Regions from separate parts of the Homo sapiens genome. Here region 1 is linked to region 2. The links are chromatin contacts, found by POLR2A ChIA-PET in ENCODE. All regions are on one chromosome and are shown on one strand. The core of a region is the stretch at or near the end of the contact, and the rest is flanking DNA. Distances in the headings are between cores, read along the strand shown. Region 1 overlaps SPINT2 (serine peptidase inhibitor, Kunitz type 2). Region 2 holds the start of FXYD3 (FXYD domain containing ion transport regulator 3).

Region 1 (5,333 bases), core at 554-3,053, 3.2 Mb after region 2:
CTCATCTCAGCTACTGCTTGCCCTCTGTCTCTGTAGGCCTTTGGCTTGTGACCCCTACCTTAAACATATGCTCCATTTAGTAAATGGTAACACGTAACAGTTCTTTATAAATTGCACATTACAGTGTGAGACAGAGAGAGAGCATGCGCGCGCGCGTGTGTGTGTGTGTGTGTGTGTGTTACGGCTGGCTGTTGGGGAAATCCTTATATCAGGTAGCTGCAGATATGCAGGATTTTTTTCTTTTCCTTTTCCCCACCCAGGTGGTAAATCCTGGTATTTGGAGGGTCCTGAAATGTGTAATGTTGCTCAACACCAGGCCAGATCATATATTTCCTCAGCAGAATAGAAACTTGAAAGGTCCTTTAGGAGTGGCCAGTTAGGTGTAGTTCTTGCTGCCAATAACTTTGTGCCTGGCCCTGGGCATCAGAACTTGTGTTAATGGTTACTTGGCTTAAGGTCTTTTGTTTTTGTTTTTGTTTGTTTTTGTTTTTTTGGGTTTTTTTTTGAGACGGAGTCTCTCTCATCGCCCAGTCTGGAGTGCAGTAGCGCGATCTCAGCTCACTGCAATCTCCACCTCCCGGGTTCACATCATTCTCCTGCTTCAGCCTCCTGAGTAGCTGGGACTACAGGCGCCCGCCACCACGCCCGGCTAATTTTTTGTATTTTTAGTAGAGACAGGGTCTCACCACCGTGTTAGCCAGGATGGTTCAAGGTCCTTTGTTGATTCTTCTTGGGAATTTCCACTGGAGGCAAGCAGGGCAACACTTATTTGAGAACCTCTCCTGCACCTTTTTTTTTTTTTTTTTTTTTTTGAGACAGAGTCTTGCTGTGTCACTCAGACTGGAGTGCAGTGGCGCCATCTTGGCTCATTGCAGCCTCTGCCTCCTGGGTTCAAGTGATTCTCCTGCCTCATCCGCCTGAGTAGCTGGGGTTACAGGTGTGCACCACCACACCCAGCTAATTTTTGTATTTTTAGTTGAGATGGGATTTCTTTTCTTTTTTTTTTTTTTTTTTTGAGACGGAGTGTCTCGCTCTGTCGCCCAGGCCGGAGTGCAGTGGCGCGTTCTCGGCTCACTGCAAGCTCCGCCTCCTGGGTTCACACCATTCTCCTGCCTCAGCCTCCCGAGTACTGGGACTACAGGCACCTGCCGCCACGCCCGGCTAATTTTTTGTATTTTTAGTAGAGACGGGGTTTCACCGTGTTAGCCAGGATGGTCTTGATCTCCTGACCTTGTGATCTGCCCGCCTCGGCCTCCCAAAGTGCTGGGATTACAGGCGTGAGCCACCGCGCCCGGCCTGAGATGGGATTTCAACATGTGGGCCAGGCTGGTCTCGAACTCCCGACCTCAGGTGATCTGCCCACCTCAGCCTCTCAAAGTGCTGGGATTACAGGCTCGAGCCACGTGGCCCAGCCCTCTCCTGCACTTCCAAGGGATTTTCGAAATGCATGGACCTCTCAGGTTAATTATAGTGTCTGTAGAACCTTAACTGCTGTAAGCTTTCCAGCAGACTCCACAGACGTGTTATTAGTTGCCACCCTTTCTTTACTTTCCTCCTCACCCCCATGGATAGTCGTGACCCTGGTGGTCAGAGATAAGATGACAGAAGAGCTAAAGTAAAGCTGGTGTTGGCGATCAGCTGGGAATTCTCTAAAACAGCTTCTCACATTATTCTTATCCTCCATAGAAGGAGTGCTTGTCCTACTTGCAGGCAAGGCAGTTTGGTTCCAGGGTAGTTCGAAATCTTATTCACTGATATAGTCAGCAAATGTTTATTGAGCACCCACCAATTGCCAGGCACTGACTCACTCAAATTAGAGCACTGAACAAAATAGACCCCCTCCCCCATCCGTGGCAGACGTGTCATAATGAGAGGAAGACAGTACAATAAATGAACAGATGAATGTATGTCTGGTGATGAGTGTCAGGGTTGGTGTGCTTAGCACTGAAAATGGGGGCTTCTGAGGTTCAAATGGTTGCAGTTCCTAAAGAAGGTTGAGGGCCTTGCCTTCAGGTCACCGCGGGAGACTGGCCCCTTTCCACTGGAAACATTGCTTTGCCCAGTCAGTATTTGAGAGCTCAGCCTGCAATGGAGAAATCACACTTCTCCTCTTTCACCCTGCTCCCCACCCTGTTTCTCATTTTACCCATCCCCAGCCATTTGCAGAATGCATGCAGAGCTTCTGTTTGCCATGTCTGGAGGCTACAGGGGAGGCTGAATAAGGGGTGATAAGCCTGTGGCTCATGTGAGGCGGGAGAGAGCCCAGCAGGAGTCACACTGAAATGACTCCATTAGCCCCAGGAGGCCTTGGCCCACCGGCCATGACTAATGTGGACATTAGAGTGTGGATTCCGATGTCCTGCAAGATCCTCCTCACAAGTGTCATTTCATGGTTTTTTTCTGGCAACATCTTTTTGAAAACTCCCTGTAAAGAAGTGCTGATGTTGATGCTGAGGCCCAGGAACTTTGGAGTTTATTTACCTTTTTTTGTTGTTTTATTTTCCTTGGCAGGTGAAGTAGGAGCTAGAGTTTACTTATTTTGAAGTTTATTTGAAATATGCTTTTTATGATTAGAAGCCATTTTAGAAATGAGGGCGAGGCCGGGCGCGGTGGCTCATGCCTGTAACCCCAGCACTTTGGGAGGCCGAGGCAGGCGGGTCACGAGATCAGGAGATCGAGACCATCCTGGCTAACACGGTGAAAACCCGTTTCTACTAAAAATACAAAAAAATTAGCCTCGCGTGGTGGCGGGCGCCTATAGTCCCAGCTATCTGGGAGGCTAAGGCAGGAGAATGGCGTGAACCCAGGAAGTGGAGCTTGCAGTGAGCTGAGATCATGCCACTGCACTCCAGCCTGGGCAACAGAGCAAGACTCTCTCAAAAAAAAAAAAAATGTTATGCTAAGTGAGAGGAGCCACTTACAAGAGACCACCACATGTTTGGCCGGGTACAGTGGCTCATGCCTGTAATCCCAGCACTTTGGGAGGCCGAGGTGGGTGGATCACGAGATCAGGAGTTCAAGACCAGCCTGGCCAAGATGTTGAAACCCCATCTCTACTAAAAATACAAAAAAAAATTAGCCGGGTGCAGTGGCAGGCGCCTGGAGGCTGAGGCAGGAGAATCGCTTGAACTCGGAGGGTGGAGGTTGCAGTGAGCCGAGATCACGCCACTGCAGTCCAGCCTGGGAGACAGAGTGAGACTCCATCTCAGAAAAAAAAGAGGGCAAGAATTCACATGTTGTTTTACTCACACGTGTTGGAGATGGAGCTCAGGGTGATTCCTGACTGGGCCCAGGGTCCATGGCCTCAGAAGTCCCTTAATCTGAAGTCCTTCACTTTTATGTGATACTGCTGGGCACAATGGCTCACGCTTGTAATCCCAGCACTTTGGGGGGCTGAGGCAGGTGGATTGCTTGACTGAGGAGTTTCAACATGGTGAAACAAAAAATACAAAAAACTAGTCAGCCTGTAGTCCCAGCTATGTGGGAGGCTGAGGTGGGAGAATTGCTTGAGCCCAGGAAGTGGAGGTTGCAGTGAGCCGAGATCGCACCATTGCACTCCAGCCTGGGCGACAGAGCGAGACCCCATCTCAAAACAATTTTATATGTGATAGTTTGTCCATGTGTATGCCAGGGTCTGTCATTTAGAGTGTATGGCATGTTCTTAAAGGGGTGGGGGAACAAAAAGATACTATAATAGTTTGTGACCTTTTGAAGGGCCGCTCTACATGAATAGATATATAGTATGTCTGTGGTGTTAAAATTTTGTGGGGCGATTAGGAAAAACATTTCCAAAAAGTCTTAGGGGGAAGGTAGTAATGAAAAAAGGTTGAGAAACACCATTCCAGAGAGAGGGTCCAAGAGCTTTCCTCAGTTCTGAAAATGGTCCATGATTTGCACAAGGTAAAGAATGGCTGAATGCGAATTAACAGCAGACAGTTTCTTAGAAGATTTGAAACTATTGTTTCCTTCCCAGCTATTCAGATGGACTGCTCGGGTTCTTGTTATGGATTGAGGCGAGGGTAGACTTAATAGTCTTGTTTCAGAGTGGAATATGGAGTGATGGTAGGCATGAGTAGTGATGAGTTGCATTGTGCTGATAGGTTATGAAATGTAAATTTTTTATTTTTTGATATGGAGTCTCTGTCGCCCAGACTCTGGAGTGCAGTGGTGCGATCTCGGCTCACTGCAACCTCCACCTTCTGGGTTCAAGCGATTCTCCTGCCTCAGCCTCCTGAGTAACTGGGATTACAAGCATGCACCACCACGCCCGGCTCATTTTTTTGTATTTTTAGTAGAGACGGGGTTTCACCATGTTGGCCAGGCTGGTGTTGAACTCCTGACCTCAGGTGATCCACCTGCCTCAGCCTCCCAGAGTGCTGGGGTTACAGGCGTGAGCCACCGTGCCCGGCCTGAAATGTAAACTTTTATATCTAAATATTTTATATAGAAAATACCAAGATTTTATATCTGAAACACCAAGATTTTATGAGCCTCATAACTTAAGTAGGATTTGTAATTGTAAATGTTCTTTCCTCATAAATACCTGAGGTTTTTTTTTGAAAGGTTCTGAATTGTCTCAATAATGAAAACTTCCAGACACCCAAGCCTAGAGGAGATGGGTAGTTGGTAGCTTTCTGTACTGGAAACAGAAACACTCAAATATATAGAACCTAGCCAGCTAACCAAAGTAGGTAGATTTATAGATCATCTTAAAATAAGGCTGATTACACAGTAAATGTCACCTTTGGAATCTGGCTTGGTAGAATTGAAATAGGCTTCAGTACCTCCTGTCATTCAGTACCTGTTTTCTTGAACTCCTGACTTCAGGTGATCTGCCTCGGCCTCCCAGAGTGCTGGGCTTACAGGCATGAGCCACTGTGCCCGGCCTCAGTACCTCTTTTTAAGATGCTCTCATTCATTCCCTGGTGAAAAGATGCTTGAAGTGCAAGTGCAAGTAGGTGTGGAAAGCATGGAGGGTTTGTGTTGCTTCATTTGTTTTGGTATTTGTTTTTTCCACCAGTCCCTCCCTCTGGCTTTCTGCCTCCCAGCCCAGCATATCCTGATCTTGTAGCCATGCAGGACTTTGACCCGTGTGGTGGTTTGCCATTGTCTTCCTCCAGGTGAAGATAAGACATCATTGGTTTGGCTTGAGGTTGTACTTTTGGCCTTCCCTGTATATCCTCTTCCTCCTTATCCTCTCCGTCAGCATGCTTGGTTGGACTCTGTAGTGAAATGTGTCATTCTCTTTATTCTGACTGTCCCTATATTAGTCCTGTCTTCATAAAAAATACAATCGTAAAGATACAATATCTACTATTTGTTAAAAGTTTTGT
Region 2 (4,847 bases), core at 2,185-4,684:
CTCCCCTGAGTTTCCCTAGTCTGTAAGATGGGGGTCTCCAACCGGTGGCCCCAGGGCCTTATCCAACCACTGGATATTTTTCATTCTGTCTACAAAGTGTTAAGAAAACGAAGTTACCAACATTTAAAAATCAGGGCCGGGTGCAGTGGCTTGCACCTATAATCCCTGCGCTTCGGGAAGCCAAGGTGGGAGGATCACTTGAGACCCAGAGTTCAAGACCAGGTTGGGCAACATAGCGAGACCCCCGTCTCTAAAAAAATTAAAAAATTAGCCAGGTGTGGTGACGTGCATTTGTAGTCCCAGCTACAGGGGAGGCTGAGGTGGGAGAATCACTTAAGCCCAGGAGTTGGAGGCTGCAGTGAGCCATGATTGGACCACTACACTCCAGCTTGGGCAACAGAGCAAGAACTCACCTTAAAAAAAAAAAATCCGGAAGGCCGGGCTCGGTGGCTCATGCCTGTAATCCCAGCATTTTGGGAGGCTGAGGCAGGCGGATCACTTGAGGTCAGGAGTTGGAAACCAGCCTGGCCAGCACGGTGAAACCCCGTCTGTACTAAATATACAAAAATTAGCCGGGCGTGGTGGCACACACCTGTAATCCCACCTACTCGAGAGGCTGAGGCACGAGAATTGCTTGAACCTGGAAGGCAGAGGTTGCAGTGAGCTGAGATCGTGCCACTGCACTTCAGCCTGGGCGACAAGAGCAAAATTCCATCTCAAAAAAAAAACAAAACAAAACAGGAGATTTCATCATAAAAATCTCCATTTCTAGCTTCTGTGGGTGAGTGATGACGTCAGAGCAGCACAGAGGCAGGTGTCAGGGAGCCTGTGGACTCTTGGCCACTGTGTCACCTCACATGGCTCCTGGAAGCCAGGCGGACAGTGATACGTCCACAGCCACACCATCCCCATGGTGGTGGGACAGGGTTACCTGCCAGTGCCCACTCTTCTCCCACAGGTGCTGAGACCACAGCGCTGTTCCACAAAGCCCCAGGAAGCCACATTACCCTGTCCACCGGCCTCTCTAGCCCCATCTTGCCCAGGAAGTGGGACCTTGGCGTATCGCTGTGACCACACCTCCCAGCCGGTCAGCCTGGCCGCTCAGGCTCTACCTGCAAAGGCAAGGCCCCACCCAACCAGCACCCCTCTCATGGCTGGGGGTGCCTCCAGGCTGCCCTCTCTAGGGCCAGGAGCCTGCAGAAACGCTCCCAGCCTTGAATAAAGAGCAACGAAATTATTGAAACAAAATCAATAAAAGTTTGAATCAGGGATGGTATAACATGCTCTGGCTTTGATTCTGTGCTTTAATTCAGCGTTCCTGAAAAACTTATGATGTCAGAAACTATCTGTAGGTTTGGTTTTTTTCATTTTGCAAGAATTCCCAGGATATGGAGAAATCACAGCCACTCACAGCCTTAACAGGTTCTTTGGGCCCAAATGATTCCAAAAGCAAAACGAGAGAAACTTTTTCAAATATGTTTATTATGTATATTATATACAATATATTAATAAAACATATTACCTACATGCATTTAAAACATAACTGAAGTCAGATTGGCCCAGAAGACTCACTCCAAATGAGACCTAATCCCCAATAGGGTGCAAGTGACTGCACAAACTCTACTCCTCACAGCCCTTCCTAAGACTCAGTGTGCTCATCACACTAGGGTCTCAGAGTCCTTCTGACCATAAACCCAAGCCCCAGCGCCAGCCCAACACACACTTGGACGCAGCATGTTCACGTCCAGCCTAGGAAGAATTTATGGTTGACCTGGATTGGGTAAAAACCGTAAACGTCTGTACCTCAGAATGTAAGATCATGGTGTTTAAAACTACAGAACATTCAGAGGTTGTCAGAAGTCTCTAATTGCTGGTCCCCCAGGTTGAAACCAGCCCTTAGGTTGAAATTTTGACCTGCAAATTTTTTTTTAAATCTGAACCAAATTTTTTAAATTAAACCCCTTTAAGGTAGTACATTTTCAAGATGCAAAATTCAAAAAATATAAGAGGGCACGTGATAATGAGTGAGTCTCACTTCCACCCCACCCTCCAGCCTCCCAGTTTCCCTCTCCAGAAGCCATGGGTATGGATGCCAATCTCCAAAAATATTTTATTCATTACAAGTATATACATATGCATTATTTTACCGCTCACAAATGGTAGCACACTGCACGGTTTCCCAATACCTTGTTTTTTTTCCCCTTAGCAAGCTGTCTGGGAAATACTTCTGTATCTAACCACGGGCAGGGGTGTTCCTCCAAGATTTTTAGACAACAGTTCTCCAGTTCACCCCGTTCCGGTGAAGGGCAGAGCACCCCCCGCCCTTCCCAGCCACCCTGTACACGCCCCTACTCGCTCTCGGATGCCTGCAGTTCCCAGGCTTCCCAGCAGAGGGAGACACCATTCCACTCCCAAGACCACCAAGGGGTCGTCCCAGACACAAGCTTCAAGGGTCTAGGGAAGAGACGCTATCCGCCCAGACACAAAGACCCCCCTTAGCTATACTGAGTTGGCCTCCGGGCCTCCCCTTCCTGTTTCTATCTCCTCCTGGACCTGTTGCTTAGAGCCCTACCCCGAGGTCCCCCCGCCCGGCTTCCTTATGGGAACTGGCCCCGCCTTAAGAGTGGTAGGAGGGAGCCTTACCCTTGTCTAGGACCTGGGCTTGACAACTTGCCCCAGGGAACCACATAGAGAAGGGGTGTAGCGCTGGGCGAACATTGCCCTCCCCGATCCCTCAGCGATGACAAGTGGGGGGTCCTTCTCTCTGCCCCCAGCAGGCCAGTTTCCGGAAGAGCCTTGACCCAAACCCCCTTTTCCTGTCCTGTGCTCCACACTCCCAGCAGCTGCTTCTCCCTGGCCAGGCCCTGCAGCCCTCCTCCCCGCCCCCACGGTGGTGTTGGGGTCGCCTGGAGTCCAGCTGGTGTCCAGGGCAGAGCTACCCCTTTCCTGGCCCTACCCCTCCCCGTGACCCCAATCCTCCGCCAACCGCTCAAAGGATCCTTGTTCTCCATCCAGCCCCCAGACAAAAGTCCCTCTGTCTAAGAAGGCGGAATTGAGGGGAGGGGGCACCCCCAACTGGGACCATGGGGGAGCCTGCACAGACCCCATCCGGAAGGAATGCCTGGAGGAGGAGGAGCAGGAGACAGGGGAGGAAAGGGGGAGGGAGGCTTGTACAGTGCTGGGGGCCTTATGTGGACTAGGAGGCAGCCGCCCCCACCAGCACCCACTCTGTAGACCCAGGCGTCTGGCTCCCAGCACCCACGGAAAGAGCCTGGCTAGGAAACTGCAGCCTGGTGCCTGGCAGACAGTTCTCATTCTCCCCAGGGCAGGGAGCAGGTTATGACCAGGACTAAGGTCCCAGAGTCCCCACCCTGACCCCTCCCTGCTGTTCCAGCCGCTCCCTCATATCCACCCCTGCCCCATCTCCTGACTTTGGTCACGCTAGCATCTTCTGCTGATCCTGAAATTGTACCAGCGGCAAGATGTGGCCTGGAAGGGGACTTTAAGTTCTCCACAACTGCCAGCAATCCTTCCACCAGGCAAAACACATCATCTAAGGAAAAGAAGTGAGGTCGGAACACCAACGCATCATCTCACTGCATGGCCCTGGAGGCTCTGCCGTTTAAAGACCCCAGAACCTTCCCCATTCAAGGTCCTCTCCTGGGCACAGGAGATTGGAGAAAGCTCCTCCCTTAATTCCAGGGGCCGAGTTCCAGCCCATCCAATTCTCCGTCTCACCTGAGGCTGCTGTGGTCCTGGTGACCCCAGGGAGCAACCTGCCGCCCATGGCTGGGGAGGGGGTGAAGCTGTCTCTTTAAGAGCAGGAATGGAGCCCCTGGGCCTCAGGGCATCTGACTTGTTTTCTACCTGCCCAGGTTTGCTTAGGGCGTGGCAGCTTCGGATAAACGCAGGACTCCGCCTGGCAGCCCGATTTCTCCCGGAACCTCTGCTCAGCCTGGTGAACCACACAGGTGAGCAGCTGGGGCCCCTTCCTCCAAGCCCTCCTTGTCTCTGCCCCTAAATTAGGAAGTATCTACCTGCCCCCTGACCCTGCCCCATAGAAGCTTTTATGTTAAAGCGCCTAAAATCTTGTGAAATGCTTTTCTGGAGCCAGGAGATAAACGGAAGTCCCTTCCCCTAATGTCCCTTTCCCCACCATTCTCCTCTCAGGGACTTGTTGAACCAGCTGAGGTGAGGGCAGGACTGATAAGTGTGGTTGGGGTGTCTGAAAGACTAGTGTCTGCATGGATTAGGGATATCTGGGTTGGGGATAGCTGGGTGGAGGAGAGGGGGTGCCTGGGTAGGTAGGGGTATCTAAGTGGACCAGGGGTGCGTAGATGGACTGGGGACATCTGGGTGGATGAGGAATGCTGGGTGGACTCGGGGTGTCCAGACATTGAGGGATCTGGGTGGATAAGGAGTGCTGGGTGGACTCGGGGTGTCCAGACATTGAGGGATCTGGATTCTGGAGACCTCCAGGAAAAAAGGATGGAGCTGCTGGGGGAAGCTTTAAATGGGGAGTTGCTTGGGAGATTTCAGGAGCACACAGCGGGCAGGATCTTTCTACCCACCCCTGAACATGAGACCATTCTCCCATGGTATGGAGGAATAGAGGGGATAGCAGAGGGCAGGTGGGGGAAACAGTCCTCAGGCCGGCCTTGGGACCTCATGGCCAGGAAGGATGAGAGCAGGTAGACAGAGCATCAGCTGCAGGGCTGCCTTCCTCTCTAACCTGCTCACCAACCACATCAGTTCGGGAGCAGCCCACAGCCTCTTCAGACAACAGCCTGAATGGGGAACGTGAGGGCAGACCCAGCTCCCGGCTCCCTGCAGCCTCCGGAAGCATG

What was found. ChIA-PET counts read pairs that join two places held with the same protein, here RNA polymerase II (POLR2A).
Region 1: POLR2A ChIA-PET joins it to region 2 with 20 read pairs in activated B cell. The contact joins the enhancer-like site here to the promoter of FXYD3 in region 2. POLR2A ChIA-PET finds 5 or more read pairs at or near these places in 2 of 52 experiments (HEK293 and activated B cell).

The regions. Positions count from the first base shown.
Region 1 is chr19:38,268,612-38,273,944 of GRCh38, forward strand. All of the region lies in intron 1 of SPINT2 (serine peptidase inhibitor, Kunitz type 2), which reads left to right. Among named protein-coding and RNA genes, the nearest start is that of SPINT2, 6.7 kb to the left of the region's middle. Within about 2 kb of position 1,804, at least 3 of the 41 ENCODE cell types and tissues checked have a DNase peak (open chromatin) inside an H3K27ac peak, as active enhancers do.
Region 2 is chr19:35,112,389-35,117,235 of GRCh38, forward strand. It overlaps FXYD3 (FXYD domain containing ion transport regulator 3), which reads left to right and starts at 3,435. Exons shown (of 9, transcript NM_005971.4): 1 at 3,435-3,571; 2 at 3,876-3,971. It overlaps LOC124904701 (hepatitis A virus cellular receptor 1-like), which reads left to right. Exons shown (of 3, transcript XR_007067238.1): 3 at 959-1,281.